Regions from separate parts of the Homo sapiens genome. Here region 2 is linked to region 1. A link is a loop called in an ENCODE intact Hi-C map of the cell type or tissue named here. Cell type or tissue: Caco-2. All regions are shown on one strand. Each heading gives the region's core, and the rest is flanking DNA. Links, peaks and the distances in the headings are about the cores only. Region 1 has its middle 41 kb from the start of LINC01948. Region 2 has its middle 50 kb from the start of ANKRD55.

The links. A loop is a pair of places that touch in the nucleus more often than their neighbours do. Peaks named below come from ENCODE experiments on the same cell type or tissue, not always from the same donor. Only the 100,000 strongest peaks of a DNase experiment are listed, where the experiment ranks them.
Region 2: a loop joins it to region 1, with 8 times the contacts of the local background. A loop is called at or near these places in 4 of 110 quality-filtered maps.

What each region holds. Positions count from the first base shown.
Region 1 is chr5:56,438,401-56,443,784 of GRCh38, forward strand. No RefSeq gene overlaps it. Among named protein-coding and RNA genes, the nearest start is that of LINC01948, 41 kb to the right of the region's middle. In Caco-2, for the core only: no CTCF peak of the experiment used is centred there; DNase peaks (open chromatin) are centred at 2,841 and 3,251.
Region 2 is chr5:56,280,521-56,285,904 of GRCh38, forward strand. No RefSeq gene overlaps it. Among named protein-coding and RNA genes, the nearest start is that of ANKRD55, 50 kb to the left of the region's middle. In Caco-2, for the core only: no CTCF peak of the experiment used is centred there; a DNase peak (open chromatin) is centred at 2,621.

The DNA.
Region 1 (5,384 bases), core at 56-5,055:
AAAAAACAGTCTGGGGGAAGATACTTGCACTTTATATAAAAATAAATCTCATAAATTAATAAGAAAGAGACAGTTAATCCAATTGAAAGAGGTATTTACGATTCACAGAAGAGGTAATATAAATGGTTAATAAACACATAAGAAGATGCTCCTGTTCACAAGTAATTAGGGATTGCAAATAACAACAAAAGTCTGCATGATGAAATACCTATATGCATTGTGAGTGTGGGGCATGTGTTGGAACCACTCTTGTGAAGAGAAATTTGGCAACACCTAATAAAGCTGAAGTTGTGCTCACTATCTCTTACCTATCCCCAAGGAGACTGGTACATGGATGTTTATTATTACAGCTCTGTCCGCGACAATCAAAACATGGGAGGATCCTAATGTCCACCAGTGAGCAGTGCATACACACAAAACCACCACATGGGTTCTTTATGGGCATAAGCACATGCTGAGAATGATACCCATCTACTTAAAGGTAGGGATTATCTTGGCAAAGAGAAGAGAGTGTGAATGGGGTTCTGGTGGCCTCTAAATACAGCCATACATCGCTTAACAATGGGGATATCTTCTTTCTTTCTTTCTTTTTTTTTTTTTTCGTGATGGAGTTTCGCTCTGTCGCCCAGGCTGGAGTGCAGTGGCGTGATCTCAGCTCACTGCAACCTCCGCCTCCCAGGTTCAAGCGATTCTCCTGCCTTGGCCTCCTGAGTGGCTGGGATTACAGGGACCTGCCATCATGCCCAGCTAATTTTTGTATTTTAATAGAGACACGGTTTCACCATGTTGGCCACGCTGGTCTTGAACTCCTGACCTCAGGTGATCTGCCCACCTCGGCCTCCCAGGGTTCTGGGATTACAGGTGTGAGTCACTGCGCACGGCCACAATGGGGACACTTTCTGAGAAGTGCGTCATTAGGTGATTTCGTTGTTGGGTGGCCATTGCAGAGTGTACTTCCACAAGCCTAGAAGTATAGCCTATGACACATCAAGGCTATAAGATACCGCCTATTTCTCTTAGGCTACAAACCTGTGCAGCATGATACTGTGCTGAACACTGGGCAATTGTAACAAAATGGTAAGTGTTTGTGTATCTAAACATATTTACACATAGAAAAGGTACAGTAAAAATATGGTATTATAATCTTATGGGACCAAGGTGATATATGTGGTCTGTTGTTGACCAAAACATTATGTAGTGCATGACTGTAATTGTATTTCTTAAAAGACTATCTGAAACTAATTAGTCAATATATTGAGGTAGCATTTATGTAATCTTGATGGTGAGTACATAGGTGTCTGTTAACTTATTGTCTGTATGTTTGAAATATTTTATAAGTAAAAATACAATTTAGAAAAAGGTGGCATTCAGGCAGTGATTGCCCTAAATGAAACCTAAAACGATCCACAGAGCTTTAAATGCTATTAGAGGAATAGGTTCATTGATTCCATAAATATTTATTGATTGCCTTCCCTACAGTAAGTGTTGTGCTAGGTGCACATGAAACATTAATTGAACCTTGCCCTTGGATTCACTTGCGGGCCATATTACAGCTGGCAGTGATTATGAAGGTCCTTGGAAGTCCAGGTTAGTGTTACCTTATGCTGAATTCTGCTCTATATTAGGCCATCTTGTAGGACCTTTTCAAGTGTACTTTATCTTGATATAAGCCTGGAAAAGCACATTATAATAGCTAATAAGACCTAACGTAACTTATAGAATTCTAGGCATAGCCCTAAGCCTTTGCATGCATTATGTCTTTTTATCCTCACCACAACCTTATGAGGTAGGTACTATCATTACCCTCATTTTATAGATAAAGAAACTGAGGCACAGGAGGTTAATTAATTTGAGTTACGTCACCTAGCTAACTAGTAGAGCCAAAATGTTCACTTTGTCAACTTAACTCCAATGCACATCACTCTTAAGGTCTCTTTTGGTCTGTCTGTCCTTGTGTAGTTACAGTTGAACTTTAAGTTCTCTGGGCAATGCTTCAGGACACCTGTTTTATGTGTTATGGAAGAGCAGGATGCTGGGTCTGGAAAGGACCCTTAAAGTTCATCTGGTCCAGTGGAATGGTAAGGTGTGAGCTTCATGAGAGCAGGAGGTATCTTCATTCCATCATTGATGAGTCCCCCTGCCAGTTACATAGTAGTAGCTCAGTAAGTATTTATTGAAAAAATGAGTGTTGAATAATTTTGTTTTTTAAAGCATTTATTCAAACCTCCAATATTAAACAGATCATATCAGAGATGCTCTGGTTAAAGTTTTTAAGTGGAGGTGGGGCCCAGAGTTCCACAGTCTAGAGCCTGCTCTAGAACTACCCACAGCTTGAAGGCTACTCATCTAATCCAGATCCCTGCAGTACAGATGAAGATGCCTGATGTCCAAGGAGGTTTAGTGTCCTATCAAAGACCACTCTGCTAAGGAGGAACAGAGCTGACTTTTCTGATGCCGAGTCCCAAAGTTCTTTCCCCCACCACAACATAAGGGGGTAGCCTGGCCCCCAGACTCCTTACAACTGAGAATATACTTATAGGAAAACGACAGCTGCTTGGCACATAGATGGTTATGTAATTCAAGTTACTCAAAGACAACCTTAATTTACATGTGATAGCTAAACAAAGATTTTCTGTCTCATAAATTAAGAATGAGCAATTGCATTGTCTACTACCACATCCCATGAAATACCTCTAAACTCAGAGAACTCTTTGTTGGTTTTAAAAGATACCAAGATCCATTTTATTGCTTGTTTGAAGATTATTCATTTTATGGCTGAAGGGAGATTATGGCACTTTTGCTATCCTCCAGCCTTTCCCCCATCCTCCAAGAACCTTTCACCCCACCTGCCTTGCCATGATGAAAATGTTACAGGAAACACTCAGCAAGGGGTTGCTCGGAAGAAACCTGTGTGAGAATGTGTGCCTTCGTTTGGGTATGAGAGGGTATCTACCAGCAGGGATGCCCATCCAATTATCTCTCCCGAAGGCGCACTCCCTATTCTTTTAGGAGCATATTAATCATTTTTACTCTTCCACAGGCATTTCCAGTGTTGTCAAAACAGTGCCTGCCTGCATCTGTTTTCTTCAATTGGCCTGGGTTCCAGGGAGTGTTTGTGAGAGAGGAGAGAACAAGAGATTGACAGTCTTGTGTTGACATTTTGTGGCTGTTTGGAAATGAAAACAATCCAGGTCTGATGTTGTAATTCCTCCTTTTATGGGCAAAAAGCAATGTCTCAGCATGAATGAGCATAACCGAACACACTAGGACACACCCCAGACACACTGTGTACTCCCGGGACACTCACCATGCTTTTAGTTACTGCTGTTGTAGAATGAAAGGCAGAAAAGGTCTTTTATTGAGCCAAAGAATCAAGAAATCTTTTGATTCTCCATACCCAAATCTCCTACTCCAGTGGGATGAATAAAATGTCAAAGAGAAAAAAAAATCCTGATTTTTTAATTTACTATATATATATGTCTTTTTTTCTTCTTTTCAAACTATAATATTAATCACAACTCAATTTTTAGTTACCCAAGTAATAGATTTTCATTGATAAATATGAAAACAATATAGATAAACAGAACTTCTCTTTACCTATTCCCCTAATCTGACACTGTTCTTCATTGTATATCATTATTATCCCTCCACTGCACATATCTCCAGGCGTTTTCTAAGTATTTACATTCATATATGTCTATTTGCATATAGGAATGCACATATTTATTTGGTGGGAATTTTTGTTTAATATATAAATTGTTTATATGGTACATATTTTACTATGACTAGCTTTTCTAACTTAAATATGTGTTGCATATTTTCTTCATATCAGTATGTATTCATTGATCTTATTTGCTTTAAGAGAAGTATAATCTTTCATAGAATGGATATATGGAAATTTATTTAATTATTTCCCAAATGATGAAAATTTAGATTATTTTCAATTTTTTATGATTACAAGCAATAGTGTGATGAAATTTGTTGTACTTATCTTTTTAAGCACATGTGCCAATGTTTTCTATGGAATAGACATGAAGAAATGAAATTTATGGGTTAAAGGGTAACACTTGCTTTTTAAAAGCAACAATAAAAACTATCTATCTAACTGTCTTAGCTTGAGCTGCCATAACGAAGTATCACAGACCAGGTGGCTTAAACAACAGACATTCATTTCTCACAGTTTTGGAGACTGGTAAGTCCAAGATCAAGATGCCTGCAGATTTGGTTCCTGGTGAGGGCCGTCTTCCTTACTTGCAGATGGCCACCTTTTTGCTGTTTCCTCACATGGTGAAGAGAGAGAAGGCTCTGGCTTATCTTCCTCTTCTTATAAGGACACTAATCCCATCACGGAGAGGGCCCAACTTCATTTAAACCAAATTACTTCCCAAAGACCCTATCTTCAAATACCATCATATTAGGGGTTTGGGTTTCACATATGTATTTTGAGGGTACACAAACATTCAATCCATTATATATCTATTTATCTGAATTGGTAATAAATTCCTACAGAAAAAAATTACAAAGTCAGGATCAAGCGGAATCATAAATCTAAAAGCAGGCAGACAAAAATGGTGGATTTTAATTTAACTATATCAATAATCACATTAACTGTAAATGTTCTAAACACTTTATTAGAAAACATAGATTGTCAGATGGGATTAAAAGAAAATAGCAAGACTCGACTCTATCCTACCTACAAGAAACCCACTTTATATCTAAAGACATAGATAGTTTAAAAGTAAAAGGAGAGAAACAAACAGTAGTCTAACACTAACAAAAAGAAAATCAAAGTGCTTAATAACAAACCGGACTTAAGAACAAGAAATTATTACCGGGGATGAATGGGTATTAGATTATAATAAAGAGGTCAATTCATAAAGAAGACATAATAATCCTAAATGCGTATGCGTCAAACAAAGTAGCTTCAAAATACATGAAACAAAAATTGACAGAATTGAAAGAGTAAATAGACAAATCCAGTTATAGTTGGAGTCTTTAGCACTTCTCTCTCAGTAATCAAATAGAAAAAATAGACAGGAAATTACTAAGAATGTAGATAACCTAAACAGCACTGTCAACCAACTTGACCTAATTGACATTTAGAGAGCGCTTTACTCAGCAACAGTGGTACCTCAAAAATATTAAAAGAATTTAAATCTTCCAAGGTATGCCCTCTGACCATGATAGGGTTAAAGAAGAAATCAATAACAGAAAAAGATTTTTAAAATCCCCTAATATTTGGATATTAAACAACATATTCTAAGTAACCCATGGGTCAAATAGGAATTCACAAGAGAAATTGGAAAACATCTTGAATTGGATAAAAATAAAGATTCAAAAGGTCAAAATTTGTAGTACAGCTAAAGCTGTAATTAGAAGAAAAT
Region 2 (5,384 bases), core at 220-5,219, 160 kb before region 1:
TGTGTGCCATGTGGCTGTAAGTGTAAGTACTATCATGCAGGAGGTATGTCCATTTTTTACTTAAATCTGTGTCCTTATATTAAAAGTAGTTGGAGTTTAGACCCACATGACAGCCAGGCCTGATAGTTGGGTTCCCTATTTCATTTGACACTCTCTTTTGCCCCATATGTCTCCACACTAGGGGTTCAGCAGCCTAGCCATGGGAATGGACTTCATAGAGGCTCCTTCTTCTTGGCTGGGGGCCCTGGACCCTGATGAGGGCTGCCCAGAGCCTTCCCCTGCAGTGTCACCTTCTTGTGAGCTGAGTCTGAGGAGGTGCTTGGCTTCCCCCACCGTGTAGAGATGGTGGCCCGCGTGGTGACAGTCATTTGCTTTCCCTGCTTTGGTTGGTTGCCTCACTCTGCCTGCTCCCTTCTTTTCCTCCAGCTCTTTCTTCCCCATCACAATGCCTTGTTATGATCTCCTCTTCCCCTCCCCATGATGCTAGAAACTGCCTCTTGTCTCACCACCCCTTTCTTCTTTTCCCAAGATTCCTGCCTCCTCTTCGAGCTCTCTCACTCCAAGTTTAAGCCGTGAGAATTTCCTTCTCTGCAGTACCGAAAGATGCTCTTAATACCAGCTCCTGCTCCAGTGGGCCCAAAAAATTCCTCCAGGCAAGTGGGCACAGAGATCATCTTGAGAACTGAATAAGTTTAAAGGGGGAGAAAGTGGCATTAATTGAGCCCTAACTCTTTGCTAGGGAACTTGCATGCAATATACATCTAATCTTCACAGCATTCTTTTGAGATCCTTTACTACCGCTTTGTGGATGAGCAAATTGATGCTCAGAGAAGGTAAGTGCCTAACCTGAGGCCTCAGTTAGTGAATGGCAGTCATCATCTTTTCCCAGTCTGTCTGACTCTGGAGTCATTCTCATTTCTACACTTCCGCCCCTCGCTGAATCCACAGTAATCTTCACATTCACCTCTGGCTAATGCAATTCCATCTTGATTCTTAGGAAAATATGATGTGTCAGGTTGAATTTTAAACACAGCATCTGTATTAATCCCTTTCCATGCTGCTGATAAAGACATATGAGAAACTGGGAACAAAAAGAGGTTTAATTGGACTTACAGTTCCACATGGCTGGGGAGGCCTCAGGATCATGGCGGGAGGAGGAAGGCACTTCTTACATGGTGGTGGCAAGAGAAAAATGAGAAAGGAGCAAAAGCAGAAGGTCCTGATAAACCCGTCAGATCTCACGAGACTTATTCACTATCAGGAGAATAGCACGGGAAAGATCAGCCCCCATGATTCAATTACTTCCCCTTGGGTCTTTCCCACAACATGTGGGAATTCTGGGATATACAATTCAAGTTGAGATTTGGGTGGGGACACAGCCAAACCATATCAGCATCCTAGAAATTAAAGTTGGAGAAGCAGAAATAAATGTGTCAAGATGATTTGTAGGATGACAATGAGATGAGACACAAGCTCCGATGACTTGAGTTGAAAAATGCTAAATGTGTGTGTATTTTGTGTTTTGGGGCATGTGTGTGTGTGTATGTGAGAGAGAGAGAGAGAAAGTGAGAGAGAGAGAGAGAGAGAGAATAAATCCAGCAAATTAATAAAAGCATCAATCTAAGGCCACTGGTCCTGAATGCTAGGGCAAGATGAGAAAGCAGCTCAGGAAGTGATTATAATGAACAGAGAGACTCTGACCTGGAAGAAATCTTGTTACTCAGGATCAGGAAAATGTTAAACTCTTCTCAGCTAGTGTTTTTTTTATTAAAACATGCTGCATATAATTAATCACTCATAAATATACATTAAATAAGATGTCTGTAAAAGACACACATATAAAACAAGGTCATGTATTGTTTGGTTTATGAAATGTTGTGACCAGAGGCTGGAAGGAGCCTGGCTCTTCCCAGGAGCAGTGATTCAGTGTTCACTAATTCATTGTCTGCAGAGACTTTATAGACTAGACCATAACTAGGCTGAATAACAAGAATTGACTGTTTCCTGTCTTGTTTACTGTTGTCTCTCCCACTAGACAGTGTGGTGTACAAGGACAGGCGTTATGTCTGTTTTCCTCACCCCTAGATCCCTGCAACCCCTGGCACATAGTAAGTGCCAATAAGTGATTTTTTGTTTGAATGAATGAATGAAAGAGGAGGAGAATCATGAAAGTGTAGGGTCATAGAAGCCAGGAGAGTTTTTAGTACTAACGAGTCATTAACAACGTAGACAAAGCAGAGGGATTGGTGAGGGAAGGAGGGGAAGTGCCCATTTGCTGGCATATGGGAGCCTGGGAGACTGGTTTCAGCTGAGGAAGGAGGGGAAGTGCCCATTAGCTGGCATATGGGAGCCTGGGAGACTGGTTTCAGCTGAGGAAGGAGGGCAGAAGCCAGGCTGTAGCAACTGAGGAATGGACAATGAGGAAGAAGAAAGAGTGTAGGCTACATTTTTGAAAGTTTGGGTGAGAAGGGGAGGAAAGGGATTTGATAGAAGCTAGAGGAGCACCTGATCAAGGGGTGGGTGTTTCAGACCTGGAGAAGTGCTCTCATAATTATAAGCTTTGGGGGCAAGCATCCCAGAGGGAGGAAGAGGCTGGGCGTGTAGCACCTGGAAAGAAAGGAATGTGGCTCAGGGCAAAGGTTAACTCTGAACAAGAAGAGGAAGATCTAAGCTGCAGCAGCTAGGGAAAAGGAAAAATGGATGAGTGTGAATGTAAATGTACTTACAGTGAAGGGGGCAGGAAGGTGAAACGGGTCCTTCCTGATCACCTTGGTGTCTCCTGGTGCATTAGGAGGCCAGGTGTGATGTAAGAGAAGGAGAGAGAGGTCTTGTGAAGACTGAGCTGAGGCTTGGTGAAGGTGAGGGAGTTCACGCTGGATGAATCAAAGGATTATTGGATAGATTGATGCTGGAGGTCCAGGATGCTGTGTTGGCCTTCGCAGCCAGGGTGAAAGGAGCAGATGAGGCTGGTTATGGTGCTGCTGCCCAGCCTGTATGTTTTGCTGGGCAGGTGCAGTAGGAGGATTGTGGTGTGAGGGAGCTGAAGAATCTGTGAGAGAAGAGGACTTGTGATCAACAATGAAGTTCAGGCTGGAGCAGGCTGATGACTAGGAGAAGACAGAGGATCAGGGGCTTGTGGTGTCTCTGAGGTAGAAGAGCAGATATGGAGGGATGAGGAGATGAGATGGGGGGTCAGGGTTTCATGAGGGAAAGCTTCAGGTGATGATCAAGCCCAGAGTGTCACCATGCCTGTGGGTGGGCAGCTGAAGGTCAGTAGAGTTCCTGGTATTCAGGAGATCCAGGGATTGCATGGATCCAGTCATCCAGCTAGTCTTGCATTGATTTCGCATCGGTTTAGTCTTGACTGATTTTTGCATTGATTAGATCTTGCACTGAATAAGCTTTTTACTGTGGTTTTTCAGGCCTGAGGCAGGTGACAGTGAAACAACCTGTTGAGGTTGTTTCAGTGAGATTGTTAAGCATCATATGTCCAAGGGAAATATTAATTTCACCAAGTCAGACATATGTAAGACAGCCATCCTTTCCTCTATATATCACACAAAGCTAAATGGATCTATTATTTGAAAGAAACTTGAAAGAAAATTTTGCATATCTACAAGGAGTGTGGTATGAAGGAAAAAAGATTAACATATCCAAATAATGGTCCTGGCTCTGTCACTAACTAACCTTGTGATCCTGGGCAGGTTTAACACTCTGGGCCCCAGTTTACAGACACCTACTGCCTCCAGAACAGTTCTTCCCAGTCTGACTTCTTAACCCATCGTATTCAGGCTTTCATCCCCAGCACAACCTACCTGCCCATTGAGAACTGTTAGTGACTCCAAATGGTCCATCCCGGTGGCTTCTTACCTGGTCTTGATCTCCTTGACTTCAGAGAGAGTGGCACTTGGCATTGTGGGCCATCGCCTCTGCAGATTCTTCTTCTTCTTTTTTTTTTTTTTTTGAGACGGAGTCTTGCTCTGTCTCCCAGGCTGGAGTGCAGTGGCGCAATCTCTCACTGCAAGCTCCGCCTCCCGGGTTCACGCCATTCTCCTGCCTCAGCCTCCCGAGTAGCTGGGACTACAGGCGCCCGCCACCACGCCCGGCTAATTTTTTGTATTTTTAGTAGGGACAGGGTTTCACCGCGTTAACCAGGACGGTCTCGATCTGCTGACCTCATGATCCGCCCGCCTCGACCTCCCAAAGTGCTGGGATTACAGGCGCGAGCCACCGTGCCCGGCCCAGATTCTTCTTAACTTTGCTTCAGAAGCGCCATCCTTGAGGTTCTCCTACTCAGCACCTATATGTCCTTCTCTGTTTCCTGCATCCTCAGACAGTTGATCCCAAGGATGGACCCTTCCTCTTTCCAGGGCTCCTCCCTTGGCATTCTCTTTCAGTTGCTTAATTTCAGTCATTACCTCCTTGCAAGGGATTTAGTTCTTTATCTTCAGCTCTGGCTTTTGTCCCTTGTTCTAGTTGAAGTTTCCAAGTGCCTGTTGGACATCTCTGCCAGCACTAGGAAATTCACTAGTTGCAAACCAGAATGCATTTTTTTTTCCCTGTTATCCCTCTCTGTTTCATATTTCTATCCATGGAACCATTGTTCTCCTGTCACTCAAAGTATTTTCTCTCTCTCTTTTTTTTTTTTTTTGCAAATAACTGTACTCTAAAAGAATCATAACACCTTGGAGAAGTTCATCTGAAAGGGATCCCAGAGGTGGTATCTCACAGTGGGAGGCATTGTGGCTATAGGCAGGTGTGGCCTGTGGACTTGAGTCAATCTGTATTTGAATGCTGGCTTAGTTACTTGCTTGCCGAGTGGCCTTTGGAAAGTTACTTAACTTCTCTGTGCCTCAGTTTCACACTTGTAAAATAGAGATAATACCTTAAAAGGTTATTGTTAGCATCAATTAGATGATGTATGTGAAGTCCTTAGTAAAGGGCCTATAACTTATTAAATATTCAATGAATAATATTTATTATCAAGGATACTACCCACTCATTTTTCAGATGGTGAAACTGATGACCGAAGAGATAAGTGAATAACAGGGTAAGAGTTGGGACTAGAAACGTGTCCGATGACTTCAAGATCTGTGTGCCTACCTACATTTTTTTTTTTTGAGATGAAGTCTCCTTCTGTCACCCAGGCTGGAGTGCAGTGGCGTGATCTCAGCTCATTGCAACATCTGCCTCCCGGGTTCAAGCGACCTCAGTCTCCTAAGTAGCTGGGTCTACAGGCATGTGCCACCATGCCCAGCTAATTTTTCTATTTTTAGTAGAGATGGGGTTTCGCCATGTTGGCCAGGCTGGTCTTGAACTCCTGACCTCAGGTTACCCACCTGCCTTGGCCTCCCAGAGTGCTGGGATTACAGGCGTGAGCCACC